Linked DNA regions of Mus musculus: region 1 is linked to region 2. Evidence: chromatin loops called from intact Hi-C (ENCODE). Cell type or tissue: heart. All regions are shown on one strand. Links, peaks and the distances in the headings refer to the core of each region. The heading gives the core; the rest is flanking DNA.

What was found. Hi-C counts contacts between places; a loop is a spot of excess contacts. Peaks named below come from ENCODE experiments on the same cell type or tissue, not always from the same donor. Only the 100,000 strongest peaks of a DNase experiment are listed, where the experiment ranks them.
Region 1: it touches region 2 in a loop (2.5-fold over the local background); 5 of 42 quality-filtered maps call a loop at or near these places.

The regions. Positions count from the first base shown.
Region 1 is chr8:125,171,438-125,178,808 of GRCm38, forward strand. The region is part of intron 9 of Disc1 (disrupted in schizophrenia 1); the gene reads left to right. Among named protein-coding and RNA genes, the nearest start is that of Disc1, 120 kb to the left of the region's middle. In heart, for the core only: no CTCF peak of the experiment used is centred there; DNase peaks (open chromatin) are centred at 2,964 and 3,614; H3K27ac peaks cover 3,596 bases.
Region 2 is chr8:125,421,088-125,428,458 of GRCm38, forward strand. Sipa1l2 (signal-induced proliferation-associated 1 like 2) reads right to left here. Exons shown (of 22, transcript NM_001357372.1): 20 at 1,492-1,615; 21 at 794-875. Among named protein-coding and RNA genes, the nearest start is that of Gm30713, 39 kb to the left of the region's middle. In heart, for the core only: no CTCF peak of the experiment used is centred there; a DNase peak (open chromatin) is centred at 3,084.

The sequences.
Region 1 (7,371 bases), core at 1,451-6,450, 250 kb before region 2:
TGGTTACTATGCATAGTAACTGTAGCAATGGTTACTATGTATAGGAATTGTAGCAGTGGTTACTATGTATAGGAACTGTAGCAAAGGTTACTATGTATAGGAACTGTAGCAAAGGTTACTATGTATAGGAACTGTAGCAAAGGTTACTATGTATAGGAACTGTAGCAAAGGTTACTATGTATAGGAACTGTAGCAAGCACTACAGATCTTGCCACAGTCCTTGGTGGCTGTTGACTCAAAATTCCTTTTCCCAACTCTGAGATTAATGTGTCCCTGGTTTCAGGGTCAATGATGTCAGTCAGCCAAATAGTTTCAGAATTGTGTTTCATATTTACAACACGATTTGGAAATAGTTGTCACTCTGATGGTTTTTAGAATCTAGATGGAGCAGCCCTGTTCTGTGAGTGGTAGTGTCTCGTTCAACTTCTCCAAAGTTTCAAAGTGACCTCCCCACAGACCTCATCCTCCATTACTGCATTCTCATTCTCCATTCACTCACTGCATTCCCAGTTTGTATTTCTTGGGTCTCCTGCTTATGCACAGAGGAGTTAGATCTAGTGTGGATTTCACTGTTCTTAGAGAAGGAATGGTTTCTGATATGTTGGCATCCCTTTTTGGTAGTGTTTCCTCTTTCACCATCCCCCACAAGAAGCAGGCATTTTGCTAGTGCTGTATACATGTAATTACTACATCCCTGGACCACTAATGCTGCCGGCTCTGGTGGGAGGGCTGTTTCATGCATGGGGAAACTGAGGCAAGGTTTTATCCTGTGGCCTCACAGAGAGGCCTGAGAGTTCCTTGCTTCTAAGGTTTCACCTTGACAAGGGGTTTGTTCTGTTTGATTAGATCCCTAATATGAGGGCGTATCCCTCAATCTCACTATCACACCTGAATACAGGCAGGATGATGTGGAAGCCCAGTGATGGCCCGAAGCCCATGGAAGAGCCTGGCATGTGATGAGTAGGTTGCACAGGAAACTGCTGAAGTTAGACCTTAATGAACCAACTCACTTCTTCACTCAGCTCGAGATACAGCTTTTCTCATGCTTACTGTGTCACTGAAGCCCAGGGGAGGAGAGACGTGTGCATCTCCTGCCTGGCAAAAGGCTGCTCTTGCTTTTCCCAGTGTCATCTCCCATTCTCTTCACTAGAACCACTAAAGCAACACTATGTGGCCATGGGGGTGTTTTCCTTCCAATACTGTGGGGCGATCTCCTGGTCTGCTGGCAAATGTAGCCCTGGGAGCTGAAGGAAGGGTGCTCCAGAAAATGGTAGATGGATATTCTCCATGTCTTTGAAGGACAGGACAGTGAAACTGTCATGGGCTTTTCCATGGGCAACATAGGTTTTCAGTGGCTTCCCACCTGTGCCCAGAACAAAGGGTATTCAGTGTGCAGTTGAAGAGCCCTTCCCAGTCTCTGTGAACACAGGCAGGAGATGCTGCTGGACCATGCTGTAGGAAGATTTCCTCTTCCCATTTTTTCTCTCTTCAGCCATCACCTCCTCTGTGGCTTCATCACCTCCGCTGTGGCTCCATCACCTCCTCTGTGGCGCTGTCACCTCTTCATGGTTCTTCCCTCCTTGTCTGGAGTATTTTGCACCCTTACCTCCCATTGCCCACTCTGTGCATCCTTCCAGCTCCGTCCTGGTCACTTCTCCATTACCAATACTGCACTACATCCGCCGTGGCACCTTTCACTGCCCCCAGGAGTCTGTGCAGGACCAACCGTGCCCATGCCCCCTGTCTTCCCTGCCTACATTTGCAGTTCATGTCTTCCTGGTTTCTGGCCTGATTCTGGAAGGGCAATCATTACTCCTGCATTAATGCTCCATGACTATTCATTCTGTTCTGCCATGTTTAATGGGATACTTAATGGCATCCATGAAGAAGCCCACAAGACTATAAATAACACTCTCTTTGGTAGTAAAAGGGTTTTATACAATATAAAATTTAGAGCATATTTTTTTTTCATCAAGCGCTCTGGCATTAATATTCATAGTGAGCCCCAAAGTAGAAGCTATTCTATCTTAGCATAATGAGTTTACGGTACATTTCAAAGTCAGTTGCAATTGTGCTCTCTGCCATGACAATCACAAAGGTTCTCTTGTCTTTTCAGGCTCGATTATAGCTGTAAACCAGCTTGTATCTGTCACCATGAAATGTACTAGGGCATCTGTGCACAAATAAAAGGGGGAGACAGACTTAAACCCCCAGAGTATAGTTGTTCAGAATGACCAAACCTGAACATGGCTTGGATGGTACATGGGCAAAGAAACTGCTAAACTAAATTCTTCTGTCTTTTTATTGATTAGATTGTTTGAGGCCCATAAAGTTAGATATAATGAGGTCCCTAGACATTGGATAGAGAAATTTAACATTAAGACACCCGTAGATTTCTGGCCTCTCTCTATTTTTCCGTGTCACTTAGAAAAACAGTTATCTCCTATTTTGACATGAGGAAATGTATTGTTTTTAATTCCCCATGGGGAGCTTTGATGTGAGGATGGGGAGGAGACGGTTTTGGAAAAGTTGATTCACTTTTGGAGCCTGTAGAGATGCGGAGGGGCTGACATCGGGGTGGTGGGCTTACACGAGGCGCTTCTAGAGGGCACATTTCTCTCCTAAGCAGGTACCTTCCAGGAGATGAAAGAGGCCAGTGGGGGTGTGCATGTGCGGGCACAGCAGCCCATGTAGGGAAGCCTGGGTCTCAGTCTGATTTGGCAATGCATGTGATTGCCATGCTGAGTCTCAGTAGCCGAGTTCCCCTCCGCAATGCCTACTTTTCCCATTGCTGTTACTGAATGTCTGATAAGAAAATACTGAAGGCTATCCTGGCGAGGTGACGTTCCAGGTCTCCTGAGACTTATTACCCACAGCAACAGTTAGTCCAACAACTTGTTCCAGTGTCCCAGCCTTCAGCATCCTTTACTTCTGCTCCTGCCTGGGAAAAAGACTGCCTTTCTTACAACAAAAACAGTCCCGCTGGCCCTCCGCCCCGGACCTTTGGCATTCTGGATGAGTTCTGTTCTCTCTTCTGGCCAAGTGTAACTCGTGTACAATAAATCCTCTTGCTGTCAGCTGAAGAAAAAAAAATAAGAAAAAAGAAAATACTGAAGGGCTTTTGGAAGATGGCAACGACATCCAGGCCCAGTCTGCCAGTCTCCAGGAAATAAACTGGACAAAGTCAAATAACAGCTATCGGAAGAGGTGGGCAATGCCCGATTATCAGTAGCTTACACAGCAGAGTTAGGGAGCTTCCATCACAAAGCAGGAGCGAGCCATCCTGGTCCCTAGTCCATCCTGGGCGTGTTCTGTGAGAGAGGGAGTAAAGGGGACAGCTTTTCTGCCTCTGAGAATTTGCAAAAGGAGACTACTGTATTGGAATTGTTTCAAATATAGTTAAACGGGGGGGGGGGGGAGTTCTTCTATTTAAAGGGAACACAGAGGGGCAGTGGATAACCTTAGACTTGTCTGATATGCTTTCCTTCTGGAATGACCTGAGACTTGGGCTCTTGGCTCTCCACGTGTCAGCCTTCAAAAACACAGGACCCACAGATAGCCCAGTGCTTCAGGGTTGGGTTTTTTGAGGCCACCACTGTCACCTCGTGTCTCAGACACCCTCTCAGGGAAACTGGCTTTGGCAGCACATGGAGGTCAGAGCCAGGGCAGCACTGTTTGCCAGGAATGTATGTCTGACGGGATCTGCAGCCCCTGACTTCTAGAGAGGCCCCACAACCCACAGGACCAGCACCCACCCAGCCTCCATGAGCAGTGCCTCACCCCCAGTCCCTTCTCCACATCAGTGACTGTCGCTGTAAATGTCCTCACTTGTCAGTGACATTGGATTACAAGAGTCTTGGAGACTCTTTTTAATCAGTCTTTTTCCAAGGCAATCTGAGGCCCCCAGGAATCCATCTGCAGATGGGTTCTCATCTGCCTCAGATTTACTGCAGTGCTCTGGGGCTACGAGTCACTTCTCAGTGGTGTGTCCCCATCAACATGGAACACAAAGGTGACCATGGCCATACCCACCATTTTGTGTCATTGTGACCAAAGAGAAAGTAAACATAAGGGGAAAGGATTTATTTGATTCATGATTTTGGAAGGTTCTGTATAACTTTAAAATTTTCAAATCTTATTTTTGGTTGTGAGCCTAGCCTTTAACGGCTGAGCCATCTCTCCAGCCCATCAAATCTTATTTTTAATGATGGTTCTTAAAACACTTTAACCTCTCTTGTAGCCCACCACCCACCAGTAGTAGTAGGAAAGAAATTATACAGGGGAAGTAGACCTGTTTAGAAATGATTCTTTGGAGCAAATCCCATCTGCATTGTCAAGAAGTCCACAGTTCAGTTCACAGGTCAGCAGTGGCAGCTCGATCCACTCACAAACACTTCTTAGATACGCCAGCAGTCCAGTTGAGTGGACTCAGGACAGCAAACAGGAATCAGCAGTGGTGGCATGACCTAGCAGAGACAGCCAGGCCTCAGCCTCAGCTCCAGTCGGCAGGAGGGACCAAGGCCAAGAGGAACACCAGGAAAAGTTCTCGGCTGTGCCTCTCTCAGTGAAGTGAAGACCAGAGAAGACTTGAGACCAACAAATGTTGCACAGCTAGCTCTATAAGCAAGCCAAGCTCAGCCTCTGTCACTGGCCATCGAGTCCTTTTTAAACTCCCTCCAAATATCACATGTCCTCCACGGGTCTTGCCTCAGTGCTCAGCACGTGAGTCTGTCTCAGCTGACATCACTCTGCCCGTCAGCTCAAGTCCTCGGAAGCAGCAAGAAACTTCAGCACACCAACAGAAGGTTTTTTTGTTTGCTTGTTTGTTTGTTTGGTGTGTTTCTCTCTATGGAGTTCTGACAAATGCAGCTCAACTACACTTTGTAAGGAGGACCAATACATGTGTGTCATTAGCCAAGAATCCTTCATCACGTGTCCTTTCACGTGCTTGCTTTAGTAGAACATTCTTTTTCTTGTGTCTGCTTCAGGGAAGCATCCCTTCATGTGTTTGCCCCAGCAGAACACCATCCGACAGTTACCAGTCATGGTTGGGAGGGGGAGGCAGAGAGCAGAGCAGCTCACAGGATGGCTGCCTCGAATCACGAGGGGACATAGAAAGTGGGTGGGGAACCAAAGTACCTAAGGACACACTCCAGAGATCCACTCCCACCATTACAAAGGCTGAAAGCAAAAGTCTAGGATATTATTTTTGGAGCCAATTGGAGTAGAGGAACCTGAGACCTTTGATGGGAGAGAGGACAAGGGGGGAGCTTGTCCTCCGAGCTCAAGGTCAACCCAGGACATTTCACAGGGAGGATTTTACAGGAGTAAAAACCAGTGGTTTGGACACTTCCCAGCTAGAACATGATAGGATGTGACCCCCAAAGCTCAATAGACAAATATTCCAAATGATCTTTTCTTTTCTCTCTTCCTTTCTCCTTCAGGGTATTGAACTTAGGTCATTTGTCTTAAACATCTTTATCTTCATCACCAGGAGATTGTTTGATGGGGGTGTGTCCTGGGGAATGACACTTGTTTTTCCCTTCCTCATCGGATTCATCCGCAAATGGAGATGAGGCTCCAATTTGTGGCTCAATTTGAAAGATGAAAAATTTAGACCTGTCTGTCCTCACTGAACGTTTTTCGCGTGTGCGTTCAGTAAAGATTCCGGATGCTATGTCAGCTCTTAGTTTGCTGAAATGTCCCAACCAAATCACCCTAGTACCGTGTGAATCCGGATTTGAAACTGTCATTAGTGGGTGAGGACTCTGCCTCGTGGGCTGCCTGCTCCCATGGTGCTCTGCTCTCTGCACCCCTCCCATGGTGCTCTGGTCTCTGGCTGCCCCGCCCCCATGGTGCTCTGCTCTGTAGTTGCCCCACCCCCATGGTGCTCTGCTCTCTGGCTTTTGCATTCAAAGCTTTGTTTGTGGCTTGGCTCCATACTTGCTGAGGCTTCAGGGAATATAGACTCGCACAAATATTTATCAAGCTGAGTGACCAACTGTGGGATGGGAGATGAACTGCTCCATGTATATGGAAATCTCTGAGCTCTGGGCTGGATTGTGTGTTCATCTGACCCAGAACATTGAAACCAGATAGCCCTATGATGTGCAGAATAAGGCAGGGCAGGAACTCCCTGCGGTGGAGAAGAGGAGAGGAACACCAGAGTGACTCACTCTCTCTTTCACCCACCCTGCATCTCTGTGTTGCTGGAATGTCAATCATGATGCGGTGGGATGACCACTATTTGAAATCTACAGTTGTCAATCTTGCGTTGCATTTACTAAGATGCTCTTCTGGCTCCAGCAGCCCAGCAGAGTATACTGAGTTCATGCTGTCCCACATCCCTGCTCAAGATCATGCTTGAAGGTTGGAAACCTGAGAAACCCATAAGTCTTTGCTGCAGTGGCTGGAGAATGGGGACTTTCCTCTCATATTCTTGGGTTTTGTGTCAGACTTCCCATCTCCCTGACAAATACCTGAGAGAAACAAGTTCAAAGGGCGAGAGTTTATTTTGGCTTAGGGTTTCAGAAACGTCAGACTGCGCACAATCTGGTTCCTTTGTCTCTGGGCCTGTGGGGAGGCAAAATATTGTGGTGGAAGGATATGAAGCATAGGGGTCCACATTGTGTATCTGGGAAGCAGAGAAAATGAGCAGGAGCCAGAGCCACACCCCCTAGTGACGGACTTCCTCCACAGGCCCTGCCTTCCACACTCCTGCACAGCCCCTCCATCTGCCAAGCATCTATTTAGATTTCCAAACCGTGGGTGGATTAAACCACCGAGTTCTCATGCTCTGGAAAGGCCCTCATAGCCAGGGTGCAGTGTACTAACCGCTCTAGGCATCTCTCTACATGATGGCGTTGACAATAAGATTAAATAAGACAGAGGGTCGGAGACTCCTGTGTCTCCATGGGTGAGGAACAAACTTCAAGCACATCCTTGCCTTCAAAATGAAAGCAGAGCCCCTGACACCAAATCCATCTGTCCCGGCACATTCCCACTTTTAATTTGTTTTAAAATTCTTGCATTTGATTTCCTAGACTTCTGTCATTTATGGAACTCAAAGCTATGTGGACAGCTACCACCATCTGGGTACCATGATGGACGGGTTTTGTCTGAGTATCACTGGCACGTCATTTGCTGCTGGATCTTGCTTTCCTTACAGCGGAGGTATGGCCTGTGGTGGATATCCCATGAGCACCTACGAGTTGTTTGGGTGATGCTGAGAATTTAAATAATGTAGGTGGTAAATGAGCTGCTTTTCATCGCTACAACAAAATATTCGACTAGCTGGGAAGGAGAGGATGTCTTTTGTTCCCGGTTTCAGAGGGTTCAGCCCACGTCAGCAGACACCATTGCTTCTGTGCC
Region 2 (7,371 bases), core at 1,093-6,092:
TCCACTTTTTTTTTTTTTTGGTTTTTCAAGACAGGGTTTCTCTGTGTAGCCCTGGCTGTCCTGGAACTCACTCTGTAGACCAGGCTGGCCTCGAACTCAGAAATCCACCTGCCTCTGCCTCCCGAGTGCTTGGATTAAAGGTGTGCGCCACCATGCCCGGCTAACCATATCCACTTTTACACTACCTATAATTCCTCATCTCCCACAGCCAAACCAAGCCGACGCCCCAGGAGGCTTCTGGGGCTCTCTGTGACTCACACTCCACTCTGCCTCCAAGGGCAGCAAAGACACCCAGCACAGTAGGGGCACTGCAGCATCTTGCTCCTCTGGGGAGAAACTGGCACATGAGTATGTACAAGGCAGCTGTTCTGAGTTGGGAGAGCTGACTGACTGACTGACTGACTGACTGACTGACTGACTGACTGTGAGAGCTGACTGACTGACTGACTGACTGTGAGAGCTGACTGGGCTCTTGGAGATCTTGTCTTTGAGGAGTAACTGATACTCCTTTGGGTTGACTTACATGTGGCTGTTGCAAGCAACAACGCAGAATCTTACTTTATGTGGAGACCTCGAGTTTACAAGGCACAGACACCCTCAGGCATGTGTACAGGACTCTATGTACCTTCAGGGAAAACCCCACCCCAGCTGCCAGTGAGAAGATGAGAGGAAACTGAGGGAACCTCTTTGGATCCAGGTCTGCTTAGGGTTCTCATGTAACTATTTGCAGGAATTAAAGGGGCTGACTGTGGGGAAAGCTTTGTTCTGTCTGTGGACTCCAGCAATCACATACCTTCCGAAGGTCAGTCTGCAGTTGTCGGAGAATCAGTTCTAGCTGGTTAACTTTCCCAGTCAGTGTGGAGGGCGATCGCTCCCTGATAAATGGTGCAATAAAGAGAATTTAAGAGACCTAAGGTTAGGACATTGCTTGTGTTCATGTTAGTAAACTTTTCACTGAAAATTTTATGTGTAAGTTGATGATTTGAGACAAGTTCATAGCTACCACCATGAACTGAGAACCGGTAAGACACTAAGGCTGCTAAGAAAACAAAAAACCAGGCTTATTTAAATGGAGAAGAGGTGGGCCAGAGGTAAGTCCTGGGAGCCACATGTAGACATGATTTTCCTAACTTGCTTTTGTCCTGAAGACAGAACCAGGTTCCCCAGCAAGTTAACCATGACTCAGTTCACGGAGCTCATGCATCACGAATGGGGGTGCATCCCTCATATATTGTCAACTGTAGGCAGGGTCTGGGAAGAACTGTGCCCTAGGCAGGTCCTACAGCACGTGTGGCCTGGCTGGCCAAGACTGGATGATGAGAGTCAGTGCCTGGTGCTTTTGTAGAAGTTAGGCAGCTGTCTATGCAGTATGATGGTCACACAGACAAGTGTTATCATTTCTAGTATCTGAGTTAGTCCCACTGCCAGACTCTCTCCAGCCTGGCCCAGGGTCTCTAAGCGTTGGGACAGTGGGAGGGAGGGTCTACATACCCAGGTGTATCCATGAACTCTTTGCCACTGGTGGGATCTACACACAAGGACAGCTCTGGGGCCCCTTCTAGTTCTTGTCCATGCTGGAGGTCGGTCAGGGTACAGAAGGAGGCTACCCTCTGGTCTGGAGATGAGGAACAGAAAGAAAGGAGGTTGGTGAGAGCCACCAGTTCACGTGATTTTGTAAAGACCAATTTACTGAATGGAATCTGCTGACCCTCCTTACCACAATGCCCTGTTTGAAACAAAATGGAGAAACAGAAACTCAGGCAAGCTGGTGGCAATGAAGAAGCATGAGGCTGGGTGCCCTCCACAGGGAGGGTATGGTGCATATACCACAGCTACAGAGCAAGTTGGCTTTCTTCTTTCCACACTCCGAGGAATCTAAAGCTCCTGGCTGTGTGTGGTTTAGCAAGCTGGATGACGTGGCTGGTGACAACCATGGAGATGGACCCTGCTGCAAGCTCCCATGAGCTCGAGAACATTCCCGAGACAGGACAGCCAGGGCACACGTCCCTGTGCACCCCCAACACAGTATGTGGACCACCATGCAGGCGTGCAGACGTATGGAATACAAAACAGGCTACAAAACAGCAAGAACGCGTGTCAATCACCTAGGTAGGAGGCGTGGTGACAGAGAAGCCCGAGTTCTTCATCTGAGTCAAGACCTGAAATAAGATTGAGAATTCTCCTGTGAACAGGAAGATCTCTCTGACCTTGAGGATCTCAGGGACCCTTCTAAGGCTTGAAATACGGGGTTGTGTGAGTACAGCATGCATAGAGTGCTGGCATATGTTTGAATAGGTGTGTGTTCTCTTGTCTCTGAATGTGTAAAGACACAGCCAGGTATTAAATAGTGTCACATACCACGGTGAGGTAACATTTCATGTGTCCTACTTAGAAGTCGGGTGGTAGTGTCTGACACAATGGATCAACCACAGATGCCATCATTTCAGACTGACAGGAATGATCCATGCTTTGAATTTAAGAACAGTGGTGGTGACAGCAGCCAGCTGGGGCCTCTCACTAGAAACTGCACGAAGCTCAGAGGTCCCAGCAATGCCAGCAGCAATAGCCACAAGCAAGTAAGACTCAGGACCTCCTACCACAGGCATTATGAACTTGGCATTCACTGTTTCCAGGAAGTTGGATTGGAAAGAAAAGGAAAAAGGAGCAGCCCAGCCGCTTGGGACTGAACTCTGACCCAGAACTCAGGCTGGCCAGCAACGCTGCACAGTAGGCAGAAAGCACCTTGTGGTTACAGAGCATCACCCTGCCCCTGGACTGAGTGCGTGCATGAATTTGCGGCTGGGAAAGGGGGGATGTGATCTGCCAGCGAGTACTGAGGAGGCCCTCCCTTCTCACAGGGACTGATTAACGGGGAGGAGCAGTACCCAGGCGCACTGGGAGCTCTGTCTCCTGCTGGCTGCTGTGCAGGCCTCTTAATGAGGTGACCTGCCTGTTCGGTTGATGTAGGGTCACATACTACCAGTTAATTAAAAAGGGTAGTGGTGCTGAGGCTGCCAGGAGCACATGATGGAAAGTCACTGCAGCCACACAGCGCTAAAGGCGCAGAAGCTCATGGTGCCCTGGGCCCATCCAGTGACTCGTCACATCAGGGTTTGCCAACTGCACAGCCCCCACCTAACACCTGCCACGGGCATGCAGGTCCTTTAACTGACCTACTCCGACACTCTGACACATGACAGAGATCCTGTACCCACTCAGCCCAACAGGGAGCTGCATTACCCATGTAGCACTTGATCCTCAGCTGCAGGCACATGGTGCAGTAACCTGCACCTTAATGAGCGATGTACTTGGACCATGACCACATCTCAGGCTTGCTCAGCATCTAAGGCACCAACTCTTAGAACCACACCAGTGCTCCTGACATTCTAACGATGAACGGGAGCCACGAACTCCAGGACCTGTGTGTACGTGCATGCTCATGTGTATGTAGGTGTGTGTGCAGACCAGAGGTCCACTCTGGCTACTACTATTCCTTAGGATGCTGTCAATCTTGTTTTTAAAACAGGGCCTCTCACTGGCCTGGACCACTCACTGACTGGGGTGAGCTAGCTGGCTGGAGAGACCCAAGGCTGAGAGCCGCTGCTCTCCTGGTACAGAGATCACCGTGCCTTGTGCGGCACTGATCAGAGTGACCATGGGTGATTTTTCACATAGGTCCTCACGTCTGTGCACCTAGCCCTTTACTGACTGAGCCCTCTCCCCAGCCCTTTACTGCTAGGACTTTTAAAGAGACCCCACTTTCCCTCCCTGCCTCAGTCTGACCCACAGCCAGAATCTTCTACTTGGCTTTGATCCTGTTCATGAGGCCACATCCTGATACACCTGGGTTTAAGTGAACACACTATTCATACATTATCAGAAATGCATGTGACACACTGCCTACAGGATACCGCAGCCCGGCCACACAGAGCACTGACGAGTGCCTGCGGCTCCCTATTATCATCACAGGGCTGATGAAAGTGCAAGCAGCACCTGGGGAGAGGGTCCCGAAGCTGGGCAGATCCCACAGGCAGCTTCTAAGGGAGCTGTGTTGCTCTTGAACCATTGGAAAGTGGAAGCATTATTAAGAAAATGACTCTATAGAAACACATCTCAAGCAGCAGACGATAAACTGGGCACCACATGGTGGACGGCTAAAGGATCTTGCCGTGTTAGGCAAATCTACAGTTCTGTTCAGGAACTCTGACAGGCAAAGGGCATTATCACATTCCATACCAAACAGAATGGGAAATAAACAACTCAAGCTTGAATGGGACCCAGCCAGGTCTTAAAGGACTGTCACAGCACAGGGGAGTCAGTGGCCCAGGTTGACAGCATTAGCACCCAGATCACCCTCTCCTAGACCAAGGAGATGGCTCCATTCTGACACTGTGCCTTTTGGGTTACAATCTGGTCACTTATCTACTGATTCATTCTAACTGCGCTATATTATTTTATATTGAATAACTGGCTATCATTCAGTTCTTAGGAGTGAAATTTCAGGTTTGGGGAGGGGTTGTGGTACATTTTTCTGGTCTGGGTATGAACTGTCACCGTGCTTGAATGAGAAGATGGGTTGCTTTATAATCCACAGAACGACGACACTGGCTTCCAGTGTTCTTTGTGGCTCCCTAGAGCAGCAGCAGCATTTCCCACTCTGAGCAGGCCAGCTTAGTTACTGGGTGTATTCTTCATCGTCTGCACAGTTAGTTACCGTGTGTCTTTTTCAGTGTGCCACACGCACACACACCAGCTGTTCAGCACAGAGGTGGCGTCTTCTGATGCTCATTTTCGCACTGGACACATCCTGGCTTTCACTACCACGTTCATTATAAGCCTTTCTCCACAGTTCACATGTCCCCTTTAAAACTTACTCTTTCAGGTTCATGAAATGTTTAATACTTATGGATGTTTTTACATGGCCATTTTATATTTCATGTTTTCTCATTATTCTGTAATTAAAGCTTCCAAATGGTGATATTGATTATTATTCACTTTTATAAAGTTGACTTTTCTAGTTTCTAAATCTAAATGGTGTATATAAATTGCATTCTCATTTAGTGTTAAATACATTCTGATGCTTATATTCTTTATTTTTTTCAAAAGGACTTATTCTATTTTTGAATCATTATTATGCTATTTTAATTATTATTGATTTATAATAGGTTTCTTGTTGAATACTGTTCATCTTTTTTTAAATGGGTGCAATTAAGTTCTTAGCATATCTTTAGATAGCTGTATTGAAACTGCACTTATCTCAAATTAATTCAAAAAGGACTGTCATTTTTACCACAGAGGATTCTATCCATTCCTGTCCTTGTCTATATTAAGACTCTACAGTTAACAGTGGCTCCATTTTCTCATTGTGATTCTGAGGATGGCTTGATTTACAAAGAACACATAGCTGGATCTAGCTGATTGGCTTAAACTGTCCTTCATGGCTGCTCCAGTGACTGTCTATGGGATCTGAGCCAACCAGACCTTCCTCTGCTGTGTGAACATGCCACCCCACCATGAGGTATTGGTGTCAGCCCCAGCCTTGTATCTGACTGTCCTTGTGTCCTGAATGACCCACAAGGATGGCTGGTATCACAGCCTAGTATGTCTCAGATCAGACAACAAGCCCTCACAGAACTGCCGTTATCATTCCATCACATACAACAAAGCACCACGACCCCAGATGGGTGCAGAGTTCAGCCAGGGTACGGCTATTCCAGACATGCACAGGAGTGGGGTCCTCTGGATGGGCTGGACACAGCCAAGCTCCATGCGTGCACCCTGTTGGCCTATGAAGCAGGAGAACCAACCACGTGGCTGAGCTGGAGGGCATAGAGTGCTGATGGCGGCAGCCATGCATTTCGGGATGGCTTGTTATATAAAAATAGTAGCTAAAAATCAGGAATACTTTGAAAAGTTGCTCATCTAGTTAATTCTAGATTTATGTTTGTTTGTATTTTGAGAAAGGGTCTCCTCTATGTAGCCTGGAGCATCCTGGAACTTGATTTTCTGAGTGCTGGGATTAAAGGCATGTGCCACCACTGCATGGCAATTTTAGAATCTTTAATAATTTCCATTTGATCCTACTAGGTGTATAAGCATGACGGCAGTCTTAAGCCCCTGGAATTCATCCCCCCCCTTTCCACATGACACTGTTGATGTGTTAGGGACCCCAATGCAAACAGTAAAGGATGTGGGTTCAGGGGGTTCCTGTTGTGGTCTGCATGTGTGCTCTCCATAAGCTCATCGGTTTGAACATTTGATCCCACTGCTAGGGAAGGTGGTAGAACCTTTAGGAGGTGGAGTCTTGCTGGAAGACGAGGGTGTCTGAGGGCCCTGGGACTCTAGCGCCTGGTCCTGCAACCAGCTCCTGTGGGGCAGTGACTGTGCCTAGAGACCTGGTAAAGCTGAGCGGGTTGGAAGCCGGAGAACCCAGAGAGGACGGTAGGAGCTTCACCTGCTGCCAACCAGGCCCCTGTCACATGACCACGCTCCTTACATAGGAAGGTGACCTATGGTCACTTAGATCAGGACAGAGTTCTCCATGCTGATGAGGTGCCTAGAGACCCTGAGGGCTCAGCCAGTGAGCTTCCCTTCCCCGACATCCCTTCCTACAAAAGGTATCTAATCTCTGGTCCACCCTGAGGAGTCGGTAAGCACTCATTTTCTCCGGTGAACAATCCATGAACAGTGTGGAACCAAGGACTGTCTCTCTTATCAAGAACTGCTGTGGGAAGCATGGAGGAAGCCTTTGTCTACAGAGTCATGCCGTCTTAAGTCTCCTGCAGAAGGCCCCTCCATGCTCCCAGACAGTTGCTGCCAGGGTAAGGACAATCGCCAATGAGCTAAGCCCGAGTTTCCTATCCTCCCTGGCCCTGATCCAACTCTGTTCCCAATTCCCTGAGACCCAGCAGCGTCTGGAAGTCCAGGAGTAAAGAGACCCCTGGCCCCAGCTCCTCATCTAAGGCCTGTGGACCCTGATCCTCCCTTTCAACTCCTCTGTGCGGTTTCCAGTGGTGACTGAATGCCTTGGAGTCAGGGAACCCCAGCTTTGGCCTCCCTCCTCTTAGGCTGCATTTTCCCACGCCCCAGCAGTGTATTGGTGCTTCCCTCTCAGAGCGAAATGCAGAGCCACACCACATCCAGGTCCTAGTCTTGTGTCCTGTGCGTGGACATAATGGGACCAACCAGCTTCCAATGCTGTGGGCAACCACACCATGCCTTTGCTGATGCTCTGAATATGTTTGGCACAGGGAGTGGCATTATTATGAGGTGTGGTCATGTTGGAGTAGGTGTAGCCTTGTTGGAGTAGGTATGTCACCGAGGGGGTGGACTTTAAGACTTTGGAAGCCAGTCTTCTCCTAGCAGCCTTCA